Regions from separate parts of the Homo sapiens genome. Here regions 1, 3 and 4 are each linked to region 2. The links are chromatin loops, found by intact Hi-C in ENCODE. Cell type or tissue: mammary epithelial cell. All regions are shown on one strand.

Evidence for each region. A loop is a pair of places that touch in the nucleus more often than their neighbours do. Peaks named below come from ENCODE experiments on the same cell type or tissue, not always from the same donor. Only the 100,000 strongest peaks of a DNase experiment are listed, where the experiment ranks them.
Region 1: it touches region 2 in a loop (12-fold over the local background); 3 of 110 quality-filtered maps call a loop at or near these places.
Region 3: a loop joins it to region 2, with 2.4 times the contacts of the local background. A loop is called at or near these places in 2 of 110 quality-filtered maps.
Region 4: a loop joins it to region 2, with 4 times the contacts of the local background. A loop is called at or near these places in 4 of 110 quality-filtered maps.

Annotation. Positions count from the first base shown.
Region 1 is chr21:34,805,627-34,809,626 of GRCh38, reverse strand. All of the region lies in intron 7 of RUNX1 (RUNX family transcription factor 1), which reads left to right. Among named protein-coding and RNA genes, the nearest start is that of RUNX1-AS1, 29 kb to the left of the region's middle. RefSeq lists a cis regulatory region at 938 and enhancers at 890-958, 772-1,271, 786-1,296, 1,575-1,644, 1,158-2,357. In mammary epithelial cell, a CTCF peak has its summit at 1,875; DNase peaks (open chromatin) are centred at 916, 1,346 and 1,936; H3K27ac peaks cover 3,656 bases.
Region 2 is chr21:35,216,221-35,220,220 of GRCh38, reverse strand. All of the region lies in intron 1 of LOC124905015 (a long non-coding RNA gene), which reads left to right. Among named protein-coding and RNA genes, the nearest start is that of RUNX1, 170 kb to the right of the region's middle. RefSeq lists an enhancer at 1,920-3,119. In mammary epithelial cell, no CTCF peak of the experiment used is centred here; a DNase peak (open chromatin) is centred at 2,450; H3K27ac peaks cover 2,922 bases.
Region 3 is chr21:35,084,229-35,088,228 of GRCh38, reverse strand. No RefSeq gene overlaps it. Among named protein-coding and RNA genes, the nearest start is that of RUNX1, 37 kb to the right of the region's middle. In mammary epithelial cell, no CTCF peak of the experiment used is centred here; DNase peaks (open chromatin) are centred at 1,648 and 3,128; H3K27ac peaks cover 2,889 bases.
Region 4 is chr21:35,372,998-35,376,997 of GRCh38, reverse strand. All of the region lies in intron 2 of LOC100506403 (a long non-coding RNA gene), which reads left to right. Among named protein-coding and RNA genes, the nearest start is that of RUNX1, 330 kb to the right of the region's middle. In mammary epithelial cell, no CTCF peak of the experiment used is centred here; a DNase peak (open chromatin) is centred at 1,677; H3K27ac peaks cover 1,608 bases.

The DNA.
Region 1 (4,000 bases), 410 kb after region 2:
CTGCAGGTTGGAGATGACAGTCTCCCAACCCAGGCCTTCCAAGCATAGACTATCAAGCGTGCACAATCCTCTTGATATCAGGTGCCACCTCAATGGAGTGTTCTTCAGAAAATTCTGTTTCTTTAGCTGTGTGCAGTCCTGGGAGATGCTGTGCCTCTTCTGCTTGAAGCTTCCCAGCTCCCACTTGAGGTGTCAGTGATTTGTTTTACTGGAGTGAGTATCCTCATTCTCCACCAAGGGTCCAGTCTCAGGATGGAGGCTGCTTGAGATATCCCAGCCCTCAACACAATATTTCTGGCTCATGTTTTTCAAGGAACTAAGCGGGGCAAAGGTGCCAGAGGAGTAGAAGGGAGCAGAAAGTTGTCTTTACCCTCCTGGAGAAGAAGGACATGGAGGAGTGGAAGGAAATAAATAGGGTGGCCATAGAAGAATCTAAACATCCATGATGTGCTGGTGTTGCAGGAATGTACCCAACCTGTCTGTAGAGCTCCTTCAGGCCTGGAAAGTTGTATACGGGGGGCAGAGGTGCAGAAAGTGCACAGTGCAGAAGATCCTTATGGAAAAGATGTCTGCAACAAATGTTTATTTAACAAAGTACAGAGAAAGAATCTGTCTGCAAGGGAGGAGGCAGCAGAAACCAGAAGGTGCCTTCTGTTCCCTCTGAACTATGGTCCCTCCAGCTGTGTGCACTGAAGGCCACTCTCCCTCTGCCTCAGGGACACGATGCCAACTGAGAATGAGACATGTTCTAAAAACACCCATCTTTTCTGGAAGCTAGTGACCTATCCTTGAACCCTCCCTCCAAAAGCACTCTGCCTAAATACGTAGCCCTTTCCCAGACGTGTCTCAGACTCATCTGGCTGAGGGTAGCAGCCTCGTGGTGCAGGGTGAACTGTTTCCCCTGGGAACCGTCTGACAGTGCTAATGAGGAATTGCATTTTGCGTTTATAGAGCACCTTTCATCTGTGGATCTCAAAGCTGCCCCACAAACATTAATTAACTCTCACACCTGTGAGGCAAGTGAGCCTGGTTACCCCCATTTTTAGAGGTGAGGAAACAGAGGTTTGAAAAGAAAAGGACTCCAGGGTGAACCAGCAGGGTTGGGGGCGGCCTGATGTGAGGAACCAGCATTCTTGATTCACAGGGCCCTGACCACAAAGCCACAAAGCTTCCCCGGCGAGGTGATGAATACGGGTCCCGGAAGCAGGGAGTGGTGGAGAGGCGGACACAGGGCTCCCTTCTTCCTTCCCGCAGGCAGCCTGCCACCTCCCAGGCTGGCAGGTCGGCAGTGAGGATGGGATCCCTCAAAACCTGAGGCCTTTAAAACAGCATACCCAGGCAGGGTTCTGCCCCGGCTTGGTCTGTCTGCTTCTCTTCAAAGTAATTGCTGGAACAACGAATGCATCTGAGCTACACATGACTAACCAAGATGTCTGCAGCCGGCCAGAGACGAACGGTTGGCAAATCCTGGAGCTGTTTCACAACCTCCCTTTTTTCCAGGATCCAGAGCTGGTGCTGACTGACTCATGTTATCATGGGATTTCAATGATATAGCAACAGTGTGCTGAGCCGGTGTCTGCTACCTGGGGGTACCTGTAGTAGGAATAGGTGACTGCTCTTCTTACTTGTGCTGTGCCGGAGCTTTGCTCCCTGCTGCAGAGGCCAGAGGAAACACTGCTTCTCAAAGACAGTGGAACTTTCAGGGAAATGTCCCTTTCAGAGCAGAGTCACCCACCCCCAGGGACTCTGAAAGGCCCCTGACATCACACACCTCTGACAGATGTGATGCTGGGAAGCATCTGGGGTCACCCCCTTTGTCTGCAAGGGGAGCCTAGGCCTTTCTTCCCAGGGGTCCCAGACAGTGAGATGCAAACCACCACTGGGGCTCGCCCTAACACATCACCCTGGAAACTGACTCACATCTCTGAGTCCTGAGTCACATCCTGTTGTGTGTTCTGAGGTCTCCAAGAGGGCATTACACCAGCTCCCCATGACTGAGGTGAATCTGGAGGGAACCCTGGGAACGTCCCTACCTTCCTCCAGGATGAAGGAGGGAAAAAATTCCTCCAGGGAAATAACCAGGGCTGCCCCTAGGGTTTATATGTTCACCAAGCTGATTTGCCTTTTTCAAAAATAGATGGTAGAACCCTGTGGTCTATGTGACTTTTATTTTTAAATAGCTCTGAGAGATGACTGAAAGACCTGGCGTTTTAAAGATGTCAGCCACACAATCAAGGAAGGGGCTTTCTAACTATAACCTTCTCCAAGCCCAGGATGAAGGGTGCCACCGCTCAAGGGGTGCTGTTGGAAACCCAGCTTCTGAGGGTGGGTGTTTAAAAGACCCTAGAGTGGACAGTCAGAGGAGGGCCGGGAGGGGTCTCTATCCATCTTCTCCCAGCGCCTGTGGGGAGCACGAGGACAAAGAGGGATGTTTTGAACTTTTCAAAGAACAAGATATTTTGTTCTATTGATTTTGTCTATTATTTTCCTGTACTTAATTTCACTGGTTCCTAGTCTAATTTTTATTATTTCTTCTCTTCTGCTTGCTTGAGGTCTGTATTGCTATTTTCTCCAGTCTCCTGAGGTGGAAGCTTCAGTGACTGATTCTGGATCTTTCTTTTCTAATATATGTATTCAATGCTATAAATTTCCCTCTAAGTACTGTTCTATCTGCATCCAAAAATTGTAATAAGTTGTATTTTCATTTAGTTCAAAACATTTTTTAATTTCTCTTGAGACTTTTTATTTGACTCATGTCTAATGTAGAAGTATGTTGTTTAATCTCCAAATATTTGGAGATTTTCCAGTTATCTATTATTGGCTTTTTAATTTAAATCCATGTGGTCTGAGAAAATACTTTGTATGCTTTCTATACTTTTAAGGATCTTAAAGTGTGTTTTGTGGCCCAGAATATGGCTTATCTTGGTGAATCTTCCATGTGAGCTGAAGAATGTGTATTCTGCTGTTGTTAGAGTATTCCATAAATGTTAATTAGATCAAGTTGACTGGTAGTGCCGTTTAGGTCAACTGTGTCTTAATTTTCTGCCTGCTTGATGTATCAATTACTGAAAGAGGGTTGTTGAAGTCTCCAATTGTAATAGCGTATTTACCTATTTCTCCGTGTAGTTCTATCAGTTTTTGCCTCATGTTTTTTGACACTCAGTTTTTAGGTGGACATATATTAAAGATGCTGTCTTCTTAGAGAATTCACCCACATTATCATCATGTAATTCCCTTCTTTATCCCTGAAAATTGTCCTTCCTCTGAAGTCAGCTTTGTATAAAATTAACATCGCTGCTCTGGCTTTCTTTCAATCAGTGTTAGCATGGTGTACCTTTTTCCATCCCTTTACTTGTAATCTGTATAAATATTTTTATTTAAAATAGGTCCCTTGTAGACAATATGTAGTTGGGTCTTGTCTTTAATCCACACTGCCAATCTCTGTCTTTAAATTGGTGCATTTAGAGTATTCATATTTAACCTAAGTATTAATATAACTGCAGTAGTATCAATCATATTTATAACTTTTATATTTGTTGCACCTGATTCTTCCCCCCACACCTCTTTTTCTACCTTTTATAGGTTTAACTGAACATTTTATATGATTCCATTTTATCTCCTCTGTTAGCATATTAATCATTCTTTTTAAAAATGTTTTTAGTTACTGCCCTAAAGTTTGAAAAGTACATGTATAACTAATCTACATCTAGCATCAAATAACTACCACTTCTTCCTTCCTGTTTATATCATTACTGCCTTTTATTTCATTTATCCACATGCTATAATCACTCAATACTTTGTTACTATTATTGTAAACAGTTATCTTTCAGATCAGTTAAGAAAAATAAAACTTAATTTTACCTTAATATAGTACTTTTCTAATGCTCTTCCTTTTTTATGCAGTTCTTTTTGACATTTCTCATAGGGCAGGTCAGCTGGCAATGAATTATTCCAGTTTTGTTTGTCAGAAAATATCCTTATTTCTTTGAATTTGAAGGAT
Region 2 (4,000 bases):
CCCAGTGTGTGTTGTTCCCCTCCCTGTGTCCATGTCTTCTCATTGTTCAACTCCCACTTAATGAGTGAGAACATGCAGTGTTTGGTTTTCTGTTCCTGTGTTAGTTTGCTGAGGATGATGGCTTCCAGCTTAATCCATGCCCCTGCAAAGGGCATGATTTCATTCTTTTGTATGGCTTGATTGCACTGCATTTTAGCTCCTGCTGCCCCTGTGAAGGCATCAATTGCCTGCTGAACTGTGGCTCCTTTTAGGCTATATAGCTTTTCTCTCTGGCTACTTTTCAGATGGTCATGTTTATCTTTGGTGGTCAGCTGTTTTGAAAAATCTAGGGTAGATTTCTAGATTCATTGTGATTCATTGAAGTTCCCAAATCTGAGGATTCGTAGGTTTCATCAACTCAAGAGAATTCTCCACCATCACCTCTTCCGTATTTTTGCTTTCCCTATTCTCTTTATTGTGTCTTTCCAATGATCACTTTCCACAAGTCTGACTGAATGTGTGTTATACCTTTTCACTGTATGTACATTTTCAACCTTCCTTTTATTGTTTCCTCTTTTGTCACTCTGTACTGCATTCAGGATCATTTCATAAGGTTAGCTTGCATTTCATGATTTCCCTTCCAGTTGCGTCTAATCTGTCTTTAATATCTGCACTGAATTTCAAATTGTATATATTATAGATTTATTCCTAGAGGATAAATATATTGCTTTTTCAAATCTGACTCATCATTTTTACACTCTCTTTTTCCTTTCTCATGTTTTCAAGTCAACCCTTTCATCTTCTTTTTAAAAACCTATTAAATACATTTATTGTATATGTTTATCTAATAATTTCAGTATCTGTTATGCTCTGGTTTTGATCTGCTGGGTGTTGTTTCTGCAGACTCTCACTCGTGGTACTTTGTTCACTTATGTATTCTATGATTTTTCTTTAATTCATGAATTTTTGGCCTTTCTTTGAAACCTGAATTGAAGGAGCCTTACTCTTGAGAAGATTTGCATTTACTTCTGCCAGTTACCAGGAACCACCACCAATCTGGCACCAGAATGTGAAATCTTGGCTTGATGTTTTTCAGACCACAATGCATACTGTGAATTGGACTACAAACCTGTGTGAAGGAGGGTAACAAATTCTCAAAGAATACTTCTTTCCCCTTTTCCCAGAATCAAAACTGATACCTGTACTGGATACACTTTCTGGACATTTGTATTTGTGGGAAAATATATTTTGGTTCATCCTTTCCCTAAGGGTGCTGATCTTCGAAGACCCTAGTTTTATGTGAAGTCACCTAACCTGTCGGTTCACCAATAAAATAAATCCAAAGCTCTAGTTTACAACAGTAGCCAGACAGCTTTAGGCTGCTGCCAGATTTACCAGTCACCTATCTGGATTTGTGCTCCTGCTCAGCTTCTTTGTTTCTGACCATTTCCTTAAGCCGTGCTCTTAGAAAGCATTCAACATTTTATCCAGTATTTTTGTATACTTTGAAGGGGGATGGCTTTAGGATTCCTTTGGTACCATATTGCCAGAGAAGTCTAACCATCTTGCACAGAATTTCACAGTTGGCACTGTCAGATCTCCGATTTAAGTAAACTCATTGTATGTGAATCCAGTGGGTTAAAATGTAAGAATAAAGAAAAGAACTAGCATTGACAGAGTGTCTACAATGGGTCAGTCATTCGTAAATGGAACCCTCACCCAACCCTTAGAAGGAAATTATAAAAATATTATTCTGAGGATAAAAACCTCACAACCTGAGCCTCTAGTGGTTAAGAAACCTGCCCACAATAACACAGGGGTGAAGCTAGCATTCAAAACCCTATTTTGCTATTTTATACATTTAGTTCTTGATTGATGGCTCTTCCCTACCCACAGAAAAGTTTTTCTATGGTACATAGAAATTTGTCTAGCGTCTCCTTGAAAAGCAGAGGACTATGACAATTGATGCCAAGAGACCTTAGGCAAGTTCTAGAATTCTAGGCAATTTTTTGAAAATATTCTTACCAATATCTATCTATGTATCTATCCACTGATTATCTTTGAAAATAGAGAGTAGACCTTTTAAGTAACATGAGAGAAGAGACTATGTCCTTGCACATGTTTGTGGCGTTCACAAGTCCCTGAACAATGCTATAAAATGAAAGATATTCAACAAATACCTCTTGAATGACCAATTTGCCTTTATTCATTATTACAGAACCAAAGTGTGTCTGCAAATATCAGTGCTCTGGATAATTCAAAATGTGTTGAGGCAGAGTCTGTCATCCCTACAAAGACACATGTCTCTTAGATTAGGGCTGGGACATTCCAATCTACCCCATGCTGTTTTTGAACACATTTCTCTTCCCTGAGTCAGTTTGCATCAGCTACTTCAAGCCTTGTGACCTGTTTTAGCACCTCGCACCCTCCTCTGGTATGTCAGAGAGTTTGAGTCACAGGTTTCAGTGACTCTGAAAGAAGACCTCACATTCTTTCTCTCAGTTGCCATCATTGGCCCAGGTAAGTAGGTTACTGCCCTGGCATACCTCATCCCACCTGCACTTGTGCCTCAGGGCATTGTTTGCTCTGGACACTCTAGTGTGCAGGGCTATTATTGTGTAAGTCACTGCTATCTTGCAGACCCATAATGCTTACTGATGCATTACTGTATTTGCTATTAGAGGGCTCTGTGTTCATAGGTAGGCCATTTCAATGTGCTCACTTAAGAAGGACAATATTTTACTCCTCCTGAGTCGGTGGAGTCATCCTGTCTCATTCCAAGGATTACCTTACATTAGTGGCTTTGAGAAAGTCAAACTCTATGCCTGGCTAATTCATCTTTGGAAAGAAGTTACTGTTGAACAAGGGAACCCATGAGGGCTCTTGCTGTGCTTGTCTATGCTAAAGGGACAAGAAAGCAAATAACTCTTTCAATCTCACTTTAAATTGAAGCATAGGACTGGCTCTTTGAACTGGAAAATGTTTATTTAAGAATGCACAGCTCCTTGCAGCTTTGCATCAAAAGGCTCTGTGTCCAAGGAAGAAGGTGGAGACAGGTTAATAGCCTTGAGAAGAACAGCTTGTAACATTAGCCTCTTCTATCCGCCTTTCTTCCAGCAGTAAGTGCAAGAGCTTGGCTTAGAACTGCAGGCACTTACTTGAATACTAGGAAGCTTTCATTTGACTGCACATCCATGGTGTAAGGACATTGGTCTCTAAACATTTTGAATGCCAAGAAGCAGCTTTTCATGTAGCCTACACTAGCTCATTAGAGATTTTGCTTAAAAGAAAATGAATGCACTTTTATTTAATTTCCTTCTCTCAAAATTTGCTACTGGCCAGGCATGGTGGCTCACCCCTGTAATTCCAGCGCTTTGGGACGCCAAGGCAAGTGGATCACCTGAGGTCAGGAGTTCAAGACTAGCCTGGGAAAGATGGCGGAACTCCATCTCTACTAAAAAATATAAAAATTAGCAGGGCGTGGTGGTGCACGCCTGTAATCCTAGCTACTCGGGACGCTGAGGCAGGTAAATGGCTTGAACCTGGGAGGCGGAGGTTGCAGTGAGCCGAGATTTCACCATTGCACTCCAGCCTGGGTGACAAGAGCAAAAATCCATCTAAAAAAAAAAAAGTTTGCTACTAACTGTAGTGTCAAGTGCCAACAGATTTAGTACCTCAGAAAAGGAAACATTCTTCAAAAGGTGACTTCAGTAAAATGTTTCTTAATGAGAAAAAAAGTTAAACTTGTATCAATCGAAGCACAAAAGCAATTTAAATTAACTCAGATTATAGAAAATGAAATATTTTTCAAGTTGGTAGCTGAGACAATTAAAAATTATTTGGCTATATAACAATATTTAATGCATACTAGTGTTTTCAATTAAGTGACCAATACCTATGAATGAGCTGTAAATAGATTTATTACGATGAATAAAATCAGCTTTTTATTTTGGGAGAAAGGAAACTTCAAATGTTCCAACTTTCTGTGTGTGATATTAGAAGCCTAGCAGAAAAATGAGAC
Region 3 (4,000 bases), 130 kb after region 2:
AATTTAACCTTTCACATGTAGATCTACAACCCATCTACATTTAATTTTTGTGTATGGAGTGAGCTAGGGTTGAAATTCATTTTTTTTCAATGTGGCTGTCCTTATGAATATTTAAAAATCATTCTTTTCCCACTGGATGTTTTTGTTTCTCTTTTTTTCTCTTATCTTTTTTTTCTTTCTTGCCATTGATCTATTTTCCCAAAAGCAGTTATACTAACTTACCCAGTACCTTTGTACTGATATCACAGCTTCAAATCTGGTCATTTAAATCCTCCGACTTTGTTCTTGGAGATAAACAAGGCTCTTATTGATCCTCTGCATTTCTGCCTACATTTTTAAATATCAGCTACTCAATTTCCACACACAAAAATACAAACTTGTAGTGATTCTCATTTAGACTTCATTGAATCAAAAGTTCAATTTAGGGAAAGTTACTATTTTTGTAATATTCTAATTCATGGAAATTATTTATTTATTTTCTTGTGTTTATTTTTCTTTTTTATGTTCTTTTTACTTTCCCACAAAAGCATTTCATAGTTTGTTGCATAGAAGTCTTTCCTCTCTGCCTCAGCTTGAAAATTTTTTACTGGCCTACATTCTAAACAACAAATCTGCTCTCCAGCTGTGTGATCCCCTAGTAATCACATATGTGACACGGTTAAATCAGATATTGTAATTTTCATTTTTTTTCTTCTTTCTTGGTTTTGTTTGTTGATATGCCTGGTACTGTTTATTAAATCCTAAACACTATGAAAAATCATGTAAAATTTCTGAATTATTTTATGTAATTTCAAAAAGGATTTTCTTTGTCTTCTTGAGGCAGATCCCTTAATCCAATCAGAAATTGAGCTGGTTTCAAATTGGATTTTAGTCTTACAAGGCTTTATCTAATTTCTGGCTTGCCCTTATTCCTGAAATATAGTACAATCAGCCCTTAGTAACCACGGAGAATTGGTTCTAGGGCCCCAAGCAAATACCAAAATCCACAGATGCTCAGGTCCCTTTTGTAAAATGGTATAGTGTTTTCATATAACCCACACATATCCTCTTATATATATAATCATCTCTAGATTACTTATAAATTCTAATGCAATGTAAATGCTATGTAGTTAGTTGTTATAGCCTATTGTTTAGGAAATAATGACAAGAAAAAAAGGTCAGTACATATGCAATACAAACAACCACCTTTTTTTCTCCCCTGAGTATTTTCAGTCCTAAATTGGTTTAATCCATAGACGCAGAACCCACCATTAGGGAGGTCTGACTGTACTTCACGGGTTTCAGCTGGGTTAATAACTAGGCTCTTCTCCTTTGGCAGGCTTTGAACCACATTTTTTTCACTGCAGTATCATGAGATATCCAAGAATTCTGCATCAAGTTTTTGGCCTCTTAGCAACTGATTTCTACTCAGTTTATCTACCTTTCAGCAGGAACAATTTAATAATCAACCAAAAACTTTACGAGAAAAGCAGCTCAGGGTGTTGGTCTCATTTCTCTCTGCTTCCCTTTCCTTTGGAATTTTGGCCCCTCAAGTCCTGGTTGCCTTAGCAGGGCTGAACATCAATTTTTGTCTCCCTGGGGCCACGAGACTCACAAAAGCTCTGCTCAGAGTCTCTTCCTCTTTGCCACTGAGTTATTCCTGACTCACTTGCTCAGCCTCTTTGCCCAGGATATGGACAGGAAAAAGCCTTAGGGGAAAATCAGCATAGAATGGCAGGTTTCTCTTTCCCTCAATGAGCAGGCTTTCTCTTTAAGATACTGAACCCTCAAATCTAGTCCATTTTAGTGAGTCTTTACTCAGATTGTGTGTGTGTGTGTGTGTGTGTGTGTGTGTGTATGTGTGCATACTCTACTCAGCTTTTCGTTTTGTTATTGATAGCAGGTTTTGTCCACCTCTGGCTGGTCCTTCAGAGCTGTTAGCTGAAGCAGTGTCTGATAGATTGAAAAAGCAAAAAATAAAGGACTCATAATAACCTTTCTAGTAAATATCCTTTTTTGCCCCTTTAACATAGCCTGAAAGAAGGAATGTGAAAAAAAATCTCAGAATTATCAAATTTCCCCATAGAATTTCATGCCACTGATAATATTTCAGGCACAAAATGTTTTCTGTTTTTAAAGTTTTTCCATATATTGGACTATAAATTCTTAAATTATCATATATATGGTAGTCCTTAGTGCTGGTTTCCAGATATTCTGGTTCTTCCTTCTTCTGGCACTTCCACCTTCTAGAGGATTCCCCATCCTGGCTCCTCTGTGGTGGGATACAACTTGCTCTGGCCAATGCATTGTGAGTATAAGTAAAGTGCCTGTATTAGCAGTTATCTCATTGCTATAAAGAAATACCTGAGACTTGGTAATTGATAAAGAAAAGAGGTTTAATTGGCTCATGGTTCTGCAAGCTGTACAGGAAGCATAACAGCTTCTGCTTCTGGGGAGGCCTCAGGAAACTTACAATCTTGGTGAAAGGCAGAGGGGCAGCAGGTGTGTCTTACAGCCAGAGCAGGAGAAAGATAGAGGGGGGAGGTACTACACACTTTTAAACAACCCAGAGCTCATGAGAACTCACTCGCAACAATAGTACTGGTACTAAACCACTCATGAGAAACCACCCCCATGACCCAATCACCTCCCACCCAGCCCCCACCTCTAGCATTGGGGATTACATTTCAACATGAGATTTGGGTGGGGACACAAATCCAAACTATATCAGCCCCCCATTGAGACCCCCAGAGTTATTTTCTTCTGCCACTGTGACCATTACTGGTCTAAACTGTCCTGCATTTTAGGGTGAAAATGAGAACAACATGGAACAGAATTCCTTCCTAAGCCTCAGGAGATAAATAGCATGGGCAATAAATTAACCTTGTTTTAAATCATTGAAATCATGAGGTTGCTTGTTACTGCATCATAACACAGCTTATCCTGATTCATACATTAAAGATTGCAAGAAATATATAGAATCCCATTTTATTGATAAAATTAAACAAGGCTCAGATTCTTGCTCAGAAAAGCTCCTTGCGAACATGAACATGTCTTATTTATTTTTATTGGCCCTTCATCTAATATAGCTTAGCTAAACTATGCAATACAGAAGATGACTGAGGAATTTCTGAGACGACTGGATGAATGACCAAATAAATTCCTTTGTGTGAGTCAGTATACATAAGAAGACAGGAAGGCAGGATATTATGATCTCACAAGATAAATCTGGATTCAAATCGTGGTTCTAACTTTATCTATGTGACCCTGAGCAAGTATCTGAATTTCTCTAAGTCTCAGCTTCCCAAACTGTAAAATGAGAAAAATAATATCTGCCTCTAAGGGTTGTTAGGAGAATTGAAAGAGATAACTTTGTGATGACATTAGCCTACATTCTGGCACATACTAATACTAAAAAATGGCAGGCATTATCATTATCCCTCAAAAATTAGCGGGAAGAAAGAAAAGTATAGGAATCAATGTAGGTGGGGGATGTCAATATTTAATAAGTCACTGGTAACTTTTCTCTAGATTTATATCAAAGTCAAAGAAAAGGAATCTGGAGAACAAAACAAAGCTAGTTTCCAGAAAAATTAATGAAAGGCAAAAATAACTGAATCCATTAATCCATTCAAGAAACTATGAAATTAAAATATGAGGTGTGAATATGTACATATGTGTATTTTATATATATATATATATACACACACACACACACATATATATATAGGAGATGTATTTGAAATTTGAGACATGAGATGGATGAATAAGCAGGTAAACAGACAGATACATACTAGTTAGATATTAAGTGTAAGGGTTATATTAAAATATATTGGCAAAGCTCTCTTGAATAGAATCACTTTAGTGCAAATGAGAAGAGTTTCTAAGAAGAGAATGATTGTTACTTGGACATGGAGTCATTAAAAGGAAAAGACTAACAGCCTGGAAAAATGTACGTCATTTATGCATGCCGATGATGACACGAAACTTCCGAAGTTTCATTTTAAGAAATCCAGACTAT
Region 4 (4,000 bases), 160 kb before region 2:
ATAAATTGTGGTTTCTGAAATAACCCTCATTTTTTTGCTACCACTCTGAAGTTCAGTGTTAATTTTTTAGCATCAGCTGTCATCCTTCCCATCACAGTCACCACTGGTAGTTATAAAGCAATTTCAGTTCTATCCATTAGCCAAGAAAAGAGATACTTATTCATAAAATACTTGGAAATTGTCAGAAAAATACAGAAATGGGCAGCATTGAGAGTGGATCGGTACTGGAATCCGTGCTATGAGTAAAGAAATTTGAAGTTAGAAGCATGTGTTAGAGAAATCTGTGGAGGACAACGAAAAAAATTAAAAATAGAACTACCAGTGGAAGCAATCCCACTTCTGGGTATTTATCCAAAATCATCAAAATCAAGACCTCAGAGAGATATTTGCTCTCCCGTGTTCATTGCATCACTACTCACAATAGCCAAGGTATAGAGATAACCTAAATGTCCATTGCTGAAAGAGTGGAAGGAAGCCGGGCGTGGTGGCTCATGCCTGTAATTCCAGAACTTTGGGAGGTCGAGATGGGTGGATCACCTGAGGTCAGGAGTTTGAGACTAGCCTGGCCAACATGGTGAAACCTCATCTCTACTAAAAATACAAAGATTAGCTGGATGTGGTGGTGTGCACTTGTAGTTTCAGCTACTTAGGAGGCTGAGGCAGGAGAATTGCTTGAACCCAGTAGGCAGAGGTTTCAGTGAGCCGAGATCATACCACTACTCTCCAGCCTGGGTTGACAGAGTGAGGCTCTATCTCACAAAAAAAAAAAAAAAAATGGATAAAGAAAATATGGTATATTCATACAATAGAATATTATTCAGCCTGAACAAAAAAGGAAACCATGAAATATGCAGCAGAATGGATGAACCTGGATGACACTGTGTTTAGTGAAATAAGCCAGTTACAGAAAGACAAATGTAGCATGAGGCATCTAAAATAGTCAAACTCACAGGAGCGAGAGTAGAAAGGTGGTTGCCGGGGGTTGAGAGTGGGAGGAAATTGATGTGTTGCTATTCAAAGGGCATAAAGTTGCAGTTAGGCAAGACGAGCAAGTTCTATAGATCTGCGGTACAACGTTGTACCTATAGATAACAATACTGTGTTGTACACTTAGACATTTCTTAAGTGGGCAGATCTCATGTTAAGTGTTCTTACCATAATTTTTTTAAAAAGTGATATGGAGGACCCAAAATACATCAGGCACTGCTTGTCTGTAAGCCACTGGAGAATGCCGTTGGCCTGTTTTCTGTCTTTAGTCCCAGCAGTAACCCCTCTATCATAGACATCATTTACCATGAAAAATGTGAACCCTAGAGAGAGTAAGTACTTTGCCCCAACTTATGCAACTGGAAGCATTAGACTTCATATTAGAGCTAATGATGAGGTCATCCCTGGGTGTGAAGGGTAGTGAGATCCTCCATCCTTGGGGGATGGTTAACCATCTACATCTTCTGTCCCATCTTCCAAAGCCAGAAAGAATCCATGGCTTAGGGATTCTCTGGTCAAAGGCTGACTTCACTGAAAAAGAAGAAGATTCAGATCAGTCTGTGCTGGGTGAAGTGACTCCAGAAATATGACGCAACTTATGCATTATGGGGAGCACACACCAAGGGGCCAGGCATCCAGGAGTGCCAAGACACTGTCCAGGCAGAAGATGAGCTTTCCCTTACATGGCTAGGTATGAATCAGACTCCAGCAATCCAGGCAGCTGTAACAGGAAGGCAAGTCTTCCTCCAATTCTGAAATAATTAGTAGTCACCATTAGGAATGTTGAGGCCAGTTAGTGTGTTCCTGTCTTCTAGACTTATCTACAGGGATCAGAAACATAGCCCTGACTGAATGGACCTCTGTCAACAGTGTAAAAGTCCTCTCTCATTCCTTGTCTAAATAGGCCTAATTCTTAGAGATCCCATAGATATCATAAAACTTATCTTTTCTAATAGGCAAGAGGAATATCACAATGCTAATTGCCTCTTTAAAAAAAAAGAAGTTCTGATTTGAAACCTGATAAACCTCTCAAGTAATGATTGGGTCATGTTTACCTAATTCTTATGCATCGGTGAGTGTCTAAAAGAAATCATTATTAAACCTAGCTTGCTGACTGCTTTCACTAAGTGTTAAATAATAAATAATGCATTTCTACTTCAATTAATCTACTTAGACATCTCACAGGCCAAATGCCTTGGTGGAGATGTTCTAATCTACAGAATCAATCCCCGGCATGACTCTGCCTCTTGACATTTGGAGCTCCCTAACACAGAGCTCTTAATTCCATATACAAGGTAAATGGATAATTTAGATGACCGAGTTCTGCCATTGTGCTCAGACTGATAAATAAGAGAAGGCACTGTAATGACAACTTGCAAATCTACTCAAGGCAAAATTTGGAATGAATCTTCACTCCCATCCATATGAGGCAATTTTTTCTTAATTTCATATGCTTGTACATTTTTCACCTTAACATGAAGGTGTGCGTGTGTGTCTAAGACTTTTGTAGAAGTGCTACGCATATTGTTTCCTTACTATGGGGTTTATTAAATGATCCAAATTCTAGTCTTATTAGGACTGCTTAAAAAGTATTAGCAGAAAGTCTGAGTATTCAAGATAACAAAAAAGTGTTTATGTAATATTAACTGTTATTTTGATATTTCCTTCTGATTCTCGTCTATGTAAATAAATATCTTATACAGTTGAAACCATAGTATACATGTCATTTTCTAACACTTTTTGATAATCATTATGTTGAAAGTGTTTCCATGTGACAGGAGCTTTAATAATTATAAATGTTAATATTAAGAATAATACCATGACTCATCTAAAAATGTACAGTGATTTAACACTCTTATTAATTTTGGAAGTTTCATTTGCTTCTCTATTTTTGTTATTAATTTCATAAATAATACTGACGTGAACATCTTTGTGCATAGAGGTTTTCTTTTTTCCTTTCTTTTGAGGTCAATGGTCTAAAGACATATAGTACAATTGCCACATGTAAATATATAGATTCACTCGATGCTTCCCAGGATTAGACATGATCACTGTGCAAAATATGTGATAATACAATAAACAGAAAGTTACTGTTTTTTTAAATGCATACTTTTAATTAATAGTGAGATTGAGACTTTTCCATTTCTGTGTTCACTAATTCTATGTTATCTTCTGCTTCTGCATATCATTAGGCTATGTATCTGTTGGCATCACTGCTTTATCATTTTAGGAGATTTCATCAAAATTTTGCAGGATTTGTAACCACATATAAGAGGAGTGGAGGATTAAAGGCAATCAATCAAAAGTATGGGTAATTGGTGTGCATTTCATATGCTGCTAATCTCAAGGAGTTAAAAACACACATCCTTTTAAAAATAGGAGCTAGAAAGTCCCCTGGAGGCAACATCTTTCTTCATTTGTTCCATACTTTGCATAGCATACTTCCTGGAGGACCCCTTTGTAAATTGTTGTGCCGTTGACTCAGATACTTTTTTCCAAGTTATCTCTGCTCACCCAGAGTACCCACCCTCGCCAAATATCGCACTCATTGTCATGCTTGAGAATGTCATCCATCACTTCTTGGTGGAGTTTGTAGGCCCTTGTTTATGCTGTGTCTTGTTCTGCCTACACCTCTGTTGTGGCTCCCCTCACCTTGTAATGACTTATTTATGCTTCAGTTTGTGCAACGGGCTGCGAGCCACTGTGAGAGCACAGGGGGTGGGGGGCTGTGCATTTTCATCTCCATGTCCTCAGTATACAGAATGGTGCCAGGAAGGGACTGAGTGCTCCATAAGTGCATGGAGGTACTCAACTCAGGCTTTCAGGTGCTCAATAAATGATTGTGGGTGATAAATGAATGGAATTAAATTGAGGGATTAATTTTTATATCAGTATGCTATATTGATATGTAATCCATATATTAAAAGCACAATTTTTATATTAATAGTTAATATAATTATATAAATTATATAATTAAGTATAATATATAATTATACAATGCAATTTATAATTT